Linked DNA regions of Mus musculus: region 2 is linked to region 1. A link is a contact called in ENCODE Hi-C or POLR2A ChIA-PET data. All regions are on one chromosome and are shown on one strand. Each heading gives the region's core, a stretch centred on a gene start or an enhancer-like site at or near the end of the contact. The rest is flanking DNA. Distances are from core to core; before and after follow the strand shown.

Region 1 (4,879 bases), core at 1,448-3,947:
TATATACTTGCATTATAAGCTGTCATGTCTCTTCCCCATAAATTTGAACTCAAGGAAATTCTCCTTACTAGTTCTATTTTAAAAAGTGTATATTGCTAGTAAAAGCTAGGCATGGTTTTAGGTTTTGTTTAAACAGGAGATGAGATGTATAGTTTCTAAGCAGCACTTCATAGATGGCAGCCAGCAGGAGGCTGATGAAGGAGTGTGAAGAGACCTGAAAATGTGGGATGAAATCTTCCCTAACACCCAGGTTGACAAACGTAATTGACTGACTTGACAAGGGCTTATTGTTCCTGACGGCCCTCCATATGATGCCTTCAGAACTGAAATAAACTTTCCAGCAAAGTATCCACTCAAACCACCCAACATCACATTTAAAACAAAGATCTACCACCCTGACATTGATGAAAAGGGGCAGATCTGTCTGCAGGTAATTACTGCTGAAAACTGGAACCTAGCCACCAAGACTGGCCAAGCAATTCAGCCCCTGGCAGCACTGGTGAACAGCCCCAGCCTCCGTACCCACTCTGGGCTGACCTAGCTGAAGAATTCTCTAAGTACCGTAGAAAATTCTGTAAGAATACTTTAGGGTTTACATTTTTAAAAAAAATGGGGGAAAATCGACCTGTGGACTAAAATCTACCATAACCTGGTGCAGTGTATTCAGATACCCCACAAAGCACAAATCTGGAAAACTGACATGTGCCACCAACCGGCATCTGTGTGTGACAGTTACCAACTTTCTACAGTTTTCTTAATCAAAAATGGTCTAGGTAACCTGTAAAGAAGGATTAGAAAATTCAGATGATCTAAGAAAAGAAAGAAAGAAAGACAGACAGACTAGCACGTCATGAAATTTCAGCCTTTTTGTGCATTAATTTCAAAAACTCTACAAGGAAATAAGGCACAGATGACCACAGAGGGGACTAAAGCCCAAGCTTTCAAAGTGGGACAAAAAAAAAAAAAAAAAACGAGACTGTGGAAAAGTTAAATGTATCATTTAAATAAATACAAGCTGAGGCGATTTGCATAACAATTGGCATCCATTTTTGCATCGGCCAGTATTATGGAAAAGGGGATTGTGATGATTTGTGTCTGTGTTTATGTGAAGTCTAGCTAGCTGTGCAGAGGAGTGAAGAACTGGGCTGCATCAGAAGTCGCCTTCTGAGCTGACTCTCTGGATTTCCTTTGAACTCGTTTTCAACATTATGCTATGCAGCAGCTTGTCTTTGTGTTGGTAGAAGGAGAAGGAAAAACACAGGAGACTAGGCTTTAGTTTCTAAATTAAAGCTCTGCTGGGCTGATTGCTCAAGTGGCTTTTCAAAGGCAAAACAAGTGGGGACATTAAAATTCCTGTTTCTGTAGGACCACTAACTGAGCCCAACACCACCACCGCCACCTTTTGTTGTTGTTGTTGTTGTTGTTGTTGTTGTTGTTGTTCTCAATACCAAATAGAGCAGGTTCCAGTGTATCTTACAGACACCTTAAACGGACTCAAGGTATTTTTGTTTGGTTTGGTTTGGTTTGGTTTGGTTTGGTTTTCTCCCCAATTTGATTGGTATTTAGAGAAGATAACGGAAAATGAAATGCAAAAATCCAGACAGGGAATATGACGAGGGGTCTTTTGTTATTGAATTTCTGAACCTGGGAGTTCTGAGTCCTCAACCTTCCACATTTTTCTTGATAGTGAACCCAAGGTTCAGAAGTTAAACCCTCGAAGTCCCGCCCTTTTTTATACTACCCTATGCTGCCCCTACCGTTAGATGGAGAAACTGCAGGTAAAGGTTAGTGGAGAGAAGGCGATCTGGGGAGGATAAGGATTAACTAACTACCTGAGCCCAGATGCTTAGAGTTTTGTCTTAACTAAAGAAAACAAAACAAAACCGCACTCTTGTTCTAGAATGAGTGAGCTGCCGCTAACTATCTATGAAGCTCAAGAATCACCCTGGAGGTCTTTAATGATAAAATATTAAACTAAAAATAAGCCAGAAATTACAGGTTTATTTTTCACTAAACAGACAATTGAAATACATGGTACAAAAATAAGTGGTAAGATTATTGTAAATTGAAAAATGGACAGAATAAATATTCAATTTAATTTTCCATCTATGAGAATTTCACAATAAAATCATAATTTACTTTGTATTATTAAAAAAAAAAAAAAAAGAATCACCCTGGAGAACATAGCTCGATCTCCCCTCCCCCATCTCCTTCCACGGGATGCAAAGGACGTCGTCCTGAAACATTTCCTGAGCCAGTTCTTTTACAATACACTTTCTCATTTGGGTCTAAGGGGTTTCTTTCTACCCTTTCTCTCGACGTGAAGCCAAGTCATATTGGCACCTCAGGTGGACAGGAACGATAACCCTCTTGTGCTCGCACACGTCCAGAGGACCATCCCTGTCACCTCCTTCACAGTTACACGCAGTAGGAAGACCCTAGAGGATAGTTGGAGGGACGTGCTTTTGAGGGCACTGATGGACAGCTATAAAAAGCGAGGAGAAAAATCGAGGGGAGGGGGGTCTGTTGCCGTCGTGGCGGCGCGGAGTGCGAACACCGCACGCGTCCGGCTGACAACAGGCAGAGCCCGCAGCAGGACCGTGATGAGCCGGGTGGGTAAAGGCAGCGCTGCGGGCCCGGAGGGCGGCGCAGAGGGCGGCGCTGGCGGCGTGAAAGGCGCCTTTGTGCAAGCCGGTGTGTAGGACCGCGGGAGAGGAGAGAGCAGGACCTGGAAACGGGGAGAGGCGTACCACGCTCCCTGCCGTCGGGTCTCCAGCAGGACAGTAGGGTAGAGCGGTGGACTGGGGACCGGCGCTGCAGAGGTTGTCTGCCTCTGTGGCCGTGGGGCAGGGGTGGGAAGAGAACAGTTTGGAGGAAGTTGGGGAGAGGGACCTGTCTCCCCGCCCTCTCCGCCTAGGTGACAGAGAGGCCCCGCTGGCTGGCAGGGTGCAAGCACTGCCCCGGAGCTCACTCGGGAACCGGCATCTGGAGAGCGGCCCCCGGGTGGAGCCGCCCGCCTGCCGCCCACCTGGGGCAGAGTGGCGGGCGCGGCGTGGCCTCCCTCCTGCGCCCCGGCCGCGTGGCTTGCGGCTTATTTTCCCAGCTGGCAAGCGTCGCGCTGCAGACAAGGGAATGCCTGTGGTGAGTTGTTTATTTTGTTGAAGTTTGCGGTGGGCCCGGAGGACGGTGGGGGGGGGGCGAATAGCAGGCAGCGGCCGGGACTGTTTTGTTTAGGTCTTGGTCCACCTGTGTGGTATAAATCTGCCAGGCTCCGGGCTGTGGGGTCCAGGGTGAGAAAGCCCTGGCGTTCCAAAAGCTCCTGGCCACGTTTAATTTGCAATGCCTGGAACCGACTAGAGTCTAAGGAAGGCTGCTCCCCAACCCCCAGCTTTCCGTAGACGCTTCCCCTAAGGGACAGTCGCCTCCTATGACCTGGGAACAGCTGGCCACTGAAGTTTCCCCATTCCCTTCCCCATTCCTCGGGGGTAATGGAGCTGAAGCTTTAATGTGAGAGGAGCCCAAGAAAACAGAGACAAACTTATCGTGGGGGCGGGGGTGGTGTGAAGTTCGTTCAGGGGTGTTGGGTCGGACTGCTTCTACAAACTGGGATCCTGTGTTGGCCAATTTCCCAAACTAGACTGGTGAAAGGCTGGCTGGCTCCTGAGGGAGCCCATAGGAACCCCTGGGGCTGATGTTAGTACAGCCTCGGCTTCGTTTGCCTGGAAGAAAAGCCTAAATACATTAGTGAGAGGGTAAAGCTTTTAAGGCCTTCTTGGGAGTGAGTGGCTGGCTAATGAGAGGTTAATTTTGTTTCGAAGGGAAGGCTGTGCTGGTTTCCTGAGATAAATGGACAGGAAGCACATTACCTCCAAGCACTGGCAAGCGGCTCCCAAATGCTTTTTGCACCTGCCGCTTCTAGCCCTGAGAGCCAGAAGCGAGCCCTACTGGAGTCTGTTAGGGATCAAGGGGCCGGGGATGCAACCCCTTGCACTCTCCGTGGTCTCTCTCTCTTTCTCCAGGGGCTCAGCGCTCACACGGAGCCCTGGGGCTCTTCTCTTACACCTAGGTCCTGCGTGTTCCGGAGCTCGGGGGCATCCTGATCCCGCTGAGCCCCTTCCAGGTGCAGAAGGGTTAACAATGATGTAAGTACAAGCCAGGCGCTACATGCTGCTGGACTCTGGGCTATTCCAGCCCCTTATTTTCAAACACTGTGGAGCAACGAGCAGCAGGGGAGCCCTTACTCCGGAATGGGTTACACAAATAGCTTATTGCAGACTTCTCTGTCCTGGGTGAGCTGTTAAGCAGAGACCCTCATGTTAGGTTTCTGGGTTTGGAGATACAGTACCTGGGGAACAGTTAAGACACTATGTAAGGATTTGGGAAATGAAACTGCATCATGTTTAGAATCTATTAACGTTTCTGGCATCCGTTTTAATTACCCAATTGCATGCCCATGGTGTAGTATGCTTTGCTGGGTCTCTTAGATGCACTGTTCTGTTCTCACCACTCCTCGAAAACAAAGGGGAAGAGAGAAAGAATGCAGATGGCAAGACACAAGGTGGATTTGGGGGTTGCTCAAGTTTCCAGTCATCTCACTTTTTTTCCTAATTAAAATGTAAAACTTTTATAATCCTCACATTTGTTCTAGCTTCCTCCCTGGGTTTTTCTTTGTCCCGTCCCAAATTCTGCTTTAACCTGATGCATGGGAGCTTTGACGAGTGGCCACCCTATAACCAGCCATTCAACATGCTCTTGGTTTCCAAGCTGATTTCAAATCTTGCTAACTAACATCCAGATTCACCCCAGACTGTATCAATGAACCCGATGTCATGAAAATAGGAACCACCTTGTACTTTATTTTTAAAAAAAATAGCATTTT
Region 2 (4,879 bases), core at 1,262-3,761, 160 kb before region 1:
TTGTGCAGTTCTTAAGTATGAGCTTTATAAGTGACAGTGTTGTGTCACATATGAAAAGGTTGGACACCCCTGCTTGCTTAATGATCACTATTCATCCCAGCATTTGTTTTCTAAACAATTTCAATGTGCTACCAAACTCCAATTAATCAATATTTTATTAGACTTTCATCAGTCGTGAGGGGAAGGGATTAGACATGAACGAGACTTTGCCCCATTCCCTTAAAAAAATGCAACACAATAGCAGCTTTCCACACACCATTACCCTTTCAAATCCTAGCTGCTCTCAAAATTATGAATACTAATTATTTCATGTAGCTCATTGTATTCCAAAAAAACGTTTTAAAATCGTATTTAGTTAATCCTCATAAAACCCCATTGAGACCTGTTAGTATTCTCAGTCCATAGCTGGAGGAGTCAAGGTTCAGAAGAATTAGAGAATGGTTTAGACAATGGTCCCTGTTGAAAAGTGAGATTGAAAGTCTTTCTAAGTAACTGACCCTTCTGCAGCTCAGTATCCTACCTGAAATGTTTTCATGAACTGTTCGCTAGACAAATGTGGTTTTTTTTTCTGCAACTATGGGACCATACTAGACCAAAAAACAAAAAAACAAACAAACAAAAAAAAAACAAAAAAAACAAAAACAAAAAAAAACAAAAAAAACAAAAACAAAAAACTTTAATGATTTAGTTATGATCAAAGATTTTGAAATCACTTGTGTTTTCTGTGTACTCAAAAAGTGCTGATTCAGCAATCTGAGAAACTGAGTCAAAAGAAAAAAAAAAAAAAAGCCTGAATCAAACACTCCCAAACATTGGAATGGGAAGAATCAGAAAGCAAAATATGTGTAATGCAGCCCCGAAAAGTTTGACAGATGTAAGTTAAATCAGCTTTGTCTCTTCTGCCTTATTTCTTTATTTCTTCCCTCCCAAATTGTGCTAGTAGTTAATCAGTAAGTTCTACTTATTCAGCATAATATCAGTGGGAGCCTGTATAGGCCAGGTTCTTCTCAAAGTGTGGGACAGATACAAAGATGAATAATAAATTAACAAATAAATACGCAATCCCTGTCTTATGACTCACAGGAGAGATATCTATAAAAACAAAAGGCTCCGTAGTATGCTACTTGCAAGTTTTGACTTAAAATGTTGAGGGAACACAAGGAAGAAGCACTTGGTTTTCCTAAACCAGAACAAAGAGCTGACATGGAAGACCCTCTGAGTGAATATGGAGGAGTTTGCCAAGGAAAGAAAATGGTACATTTTTTTTAACGTTCTAAGGATGCTTACATTCAAACGTGACTTTAAATAATAACCCGCAATAGTAAGTATTGCTTTTCCTAGGCTGGGGCTTGCTCTACCACCTCCCTCAACCCACAATCCTTTCCAGCTCACTATAGATTTTTCTCTCCCTAACTTAAGTCTAAGATGTAAGGAGCCCTAGGAATAGCACATAATACTGCTGGAGGGAGGGCTCAGCAGTTAAGAGCTCTGGCTGCTCACTGAGAGAACCAAGCTCAAACCTTCCTTCTCCTGTGGCAGCTCACAACTGTGTATTGCCAGTCCTAGGGAATCTGATGTGACTTCTGACCTCCCTGGGCATCAGGTGCACACATGGTACACAGAGACACGTGTAGGCAAATACCCATAGACAGTGAACAAATATTGAATGAAAGAATGGGAGAAAGAAAGAAAGAAAGAAAGAAAGAGGAGAGAGAGAGGAGAGAGAGGGAGGGAGGGAAGAGAGAGAGAGGAGGAAGGGAGGGAGGGAGGGAGGGAGGGAGGGAGGGAGGGAGGGAGGGAGGGAGGGAGGGAGGGAAGGAAGGATGGAAGGAAGGAAGGAAGGAAGGAAGGAAGGAAGGAAGAAATATCACAGTAAAAAAGATGGATGACTTTGTAGTTGGAAACCCCAAACCAACCTAAAAATAATTAGTAGAAAGAAAAGTTGAAGAAGATAGAAACAGAGAGAAAACTAGTGATGAGGAAAATGCCCAAAAAAAAAAAAAAATGTATTAGTCCTAAAATAGTTCTATTGAACACGATTAAATTTGGGCCTCATGAGGTTACTGATTTGCAAGGGTTAACGATTGTGGGGGCACATTTCAGAATGAAGACCCTCCACAAATAAATGCCATGATTGTAAAGAGCTAGCTTCAGCCTGTAATGAATATGGCTCGCATTCTTCCCTGAGCCCTATGCAGCTGTGCTCTGGAGCTGCCCTGTCTAAAGCAGGCGGTCTGGGAAGATCTGAAAGAACGCAAGTGTGCACAGGGGTGTGACCTCTTCTAGCTCTGCTGCCTTGAAGAGAATTTCCTGTGCCAGCTCACCCATGGCCTGGGTTTCCTTTAGGATATCAAGCTCCAAGTTTACAGTTCCTATCAGGGAGTCTCTTTGTTTGAACAAAGCCTTATTTGTTAGGAAGTGTCACAGATCAGCATGTATCAGACGCAAGATTGAATGTCCCACAAGCACAAAGGCATGCAAAGCTATGCCAGGATACCAGCAATGGGGCTTTTCACCATGAGAAAACAGATGGTCAAAGTGAAAGGGGCCAGTCATTATGAAAAAGAAATTCTTCCAGCCAACCTCCCCCGCTCCTCCATTCACTCTGTCTCACTGACAGGGAAACATTTGATATGCTGCAACATCAGCTGATGTTTGTGTCCTTTTAATTAAACCAAGAGGTCTGCAATAGGGATGTCCTTGTCTTTGCAGAGAAGTGATTTCAGAAAGAAGATAATGGAACCTTTTTTTTCTCCAGGCTTGCAAGCAGTTTGTGCATAATTTGTCCTTTGCAAGAGCAATCAAAGATAACTGGTGCGCAATTGATTAAGGGCTTTGTGTCCTTTTAATTACTTGTTTCTACACACTGGTTTAGTGACATGCTGAAAGCAGATCTGTCTGAGTTCTATCTGAGCTGTGGAGTTTTCTTTTCCTTATATGGGTTAAGAGTAAAGCTATTAGTAAGCCTCCAACACATAGAACAGTCCTATCCGATAGAAAGAGATTGTGAATCTTGCCTTTTTTATATCCTTTCAATGGACTATTACATGTTTTTATAGAAAATAAGGTGAAAGATGCTGTGGCTTTACTTACTTATAGAAAAAGTCCACATTTTCAATAGTATGAAGTCTTCCTTAACCTGAAAGTAGAGCTCAGAAGATTTTTTAGTTTGGCTTATTTTTAATTACTATAGTGATCAAATACTTGTTTCGTTTCCAATAGCTATGATAAATGCCCTGACAGAACCAACTTAGGATGAAAGGGTTTATTTTAGCTTACAATCCTGGTCATATTATATCGTTGCGAGAAAGTTAAAGGGGCAGAAACTTGAAGAGGCCAGTCACATCTGCAGTCCAGCAGAGAGATGAGACCATACATGCTAGTACTCAGCTTGCCTGTTCCCGTCTTACGGAGTCCAGGACCCAGCTCATGAAATGATGCCCACATTCATGATGGTTCTTCCCACTTCAATTCATTTAACCAAGGTAGCCCACTACACACACACACACACACACACACACACACACACACACACACACGCCCACAGGCCAACCTGATCTAGACAAACCCTCATTGAGACTGCCTTCACAGGTGATCTAGATTGTATAAAGCTGACAATCTCCTTTGAGTACTGATCTGTAGACTTAAAGGCTAAATTCCTTTGAAACATCATTGGAAAACTAAATAGAATAATGCATAGACTGAGTTTTATTGTTTGCAGTGCATGTGCTGAAAAGCCTTTCAAAAAAATAAGTGTTTGAAAACGTTATGGAAAATGTTATGATTTTAAGTTCTCCACCTAAAATCTGAGAAAACAAAAGAGCATTGTAATTTAACTAACTAAAATTAACTAACTAAAATCTTTCTAGCACTATTTAATGACACTTACTTACTCCTAACTTTCATGCTCCAGAGAAAAAGAAAAGTTGAGATTTGAAATCTCAAAAGAAACCCATCTAACCATATAGAGACTATGTGGCTATGGCTGCTGACATAGGAAGTGAACAGAAAGCTTATAGTATAGGATCCCTAATCAGAACACTGGATCAAGGGGCCCAACCTCTGCTTCATCAAGCAATACACAAATGTTGATGAAACAGTGAACCCACCCCACCCCAAAGAAAAATCTGAGGGAAATGTCAGAGAGTAGACCCTCACTAACCTAGCACATTCTCAGAGTGATTTACAAATCACTTTGACCACAGCAGGAAACCTGGGCGAGCAGCAGTAAATAGTTACCTCTTTTGAAACATATGATCTTCTTGCAAAAGGCTTGTAGAAAGCCTTGGAAGAGTCAGAGTGAAAGCGACAGTTAGGAGCTCTAAATTACAAAGGAAGAAAGGTTCGTATTCAAAACCAAAAGGGGAGACCTCGTGTGTGTGTGTGTGTGTGTGTGTGTGTGTGTGTGTGTGTGTGTGTGTGTATGTGTGTGTGTAGCTTACACTGTGCTGAATCGTGCATGGGTCTACACTGAGGATAAAGGAAGCAGCATTACAGGACAGCTTCATGAGAATAGCACAGGAGAAAATCCAGGGCAGGACTGAAAAACAAAGGACTGTAGACAGGATCAGGCTGATCATGAAGAATTTTAATGCAGTATGTTGTTTGCTATCACAACTGTGAGTTGAGCTAAGACCTGGAGACTCTAAAAAGAATGAGTTTCTATCTATGCAAAACTTATCACCAATGAAGATGACAATCTGAGCATATAGAGCATCTCGAAGCTCCACAACTGTGCTATTGCAGTGGGTCTTTGTACACACACAAAGCAATGGTCCTGTTTATTTGGTAGGTGTACCCTATACTCCATATACTGTTAAAGAGGACATAACCAAGCCATCACTCACTCCTACATTATGCTCCTCCATGCTGTTTACTG

Evidence for each region. A loop is a pair of places that touch in the nucleus more often than their neighbours do. ChIA-PET counts read pairs that join two places held with the same protein, here RNA polymerase II (POLR2A).
Region 2: a map of left cerebral cortex shows a loop between it and region 1 (2.0-fold over the local background). The contact joins the enhancer-like site here to the promoter of Rgmb in region 1. A Hi-C loop is called at or near these places in 1 of 37 maps with a recorded cell type or tissue (left cerebral cortex). POLR2A ChIA-PET finds 5 or more read pairs at or near these places in 1 of 5 experiments (embryonic stem cell).

Annotation. Positions count from the first base shown.
Region 1 is chr17:15,828,883-15,833,761 of GRCm38, reverse strand. It overlaps Rgmb (repulsive guidance molecule family member B), which reads left to right and starts at 2,697. Exons shown (of 5, transcript NM_001372257.1): 1 at 2,697-3,141; 2 at 4,067-4,142. The coding sequence starts at 4,138. It also overlaps the pseudogene Gm3292.
Region 2 is chr17:15,991,563-15,996,441 of GRCm38, reverse strand. No RefSeq gene overlaps it. Among named protein-coding and RNA genes, the nearest start is that of Gm41533, 86 kb to the right of the region's middle. Within about 2 kb of position 2,511, at least 1 of the 3 ENCODE cell types and tissues checked has a DNase peak (open chromatin) inside an H3K27ac peak, as active enhancers do.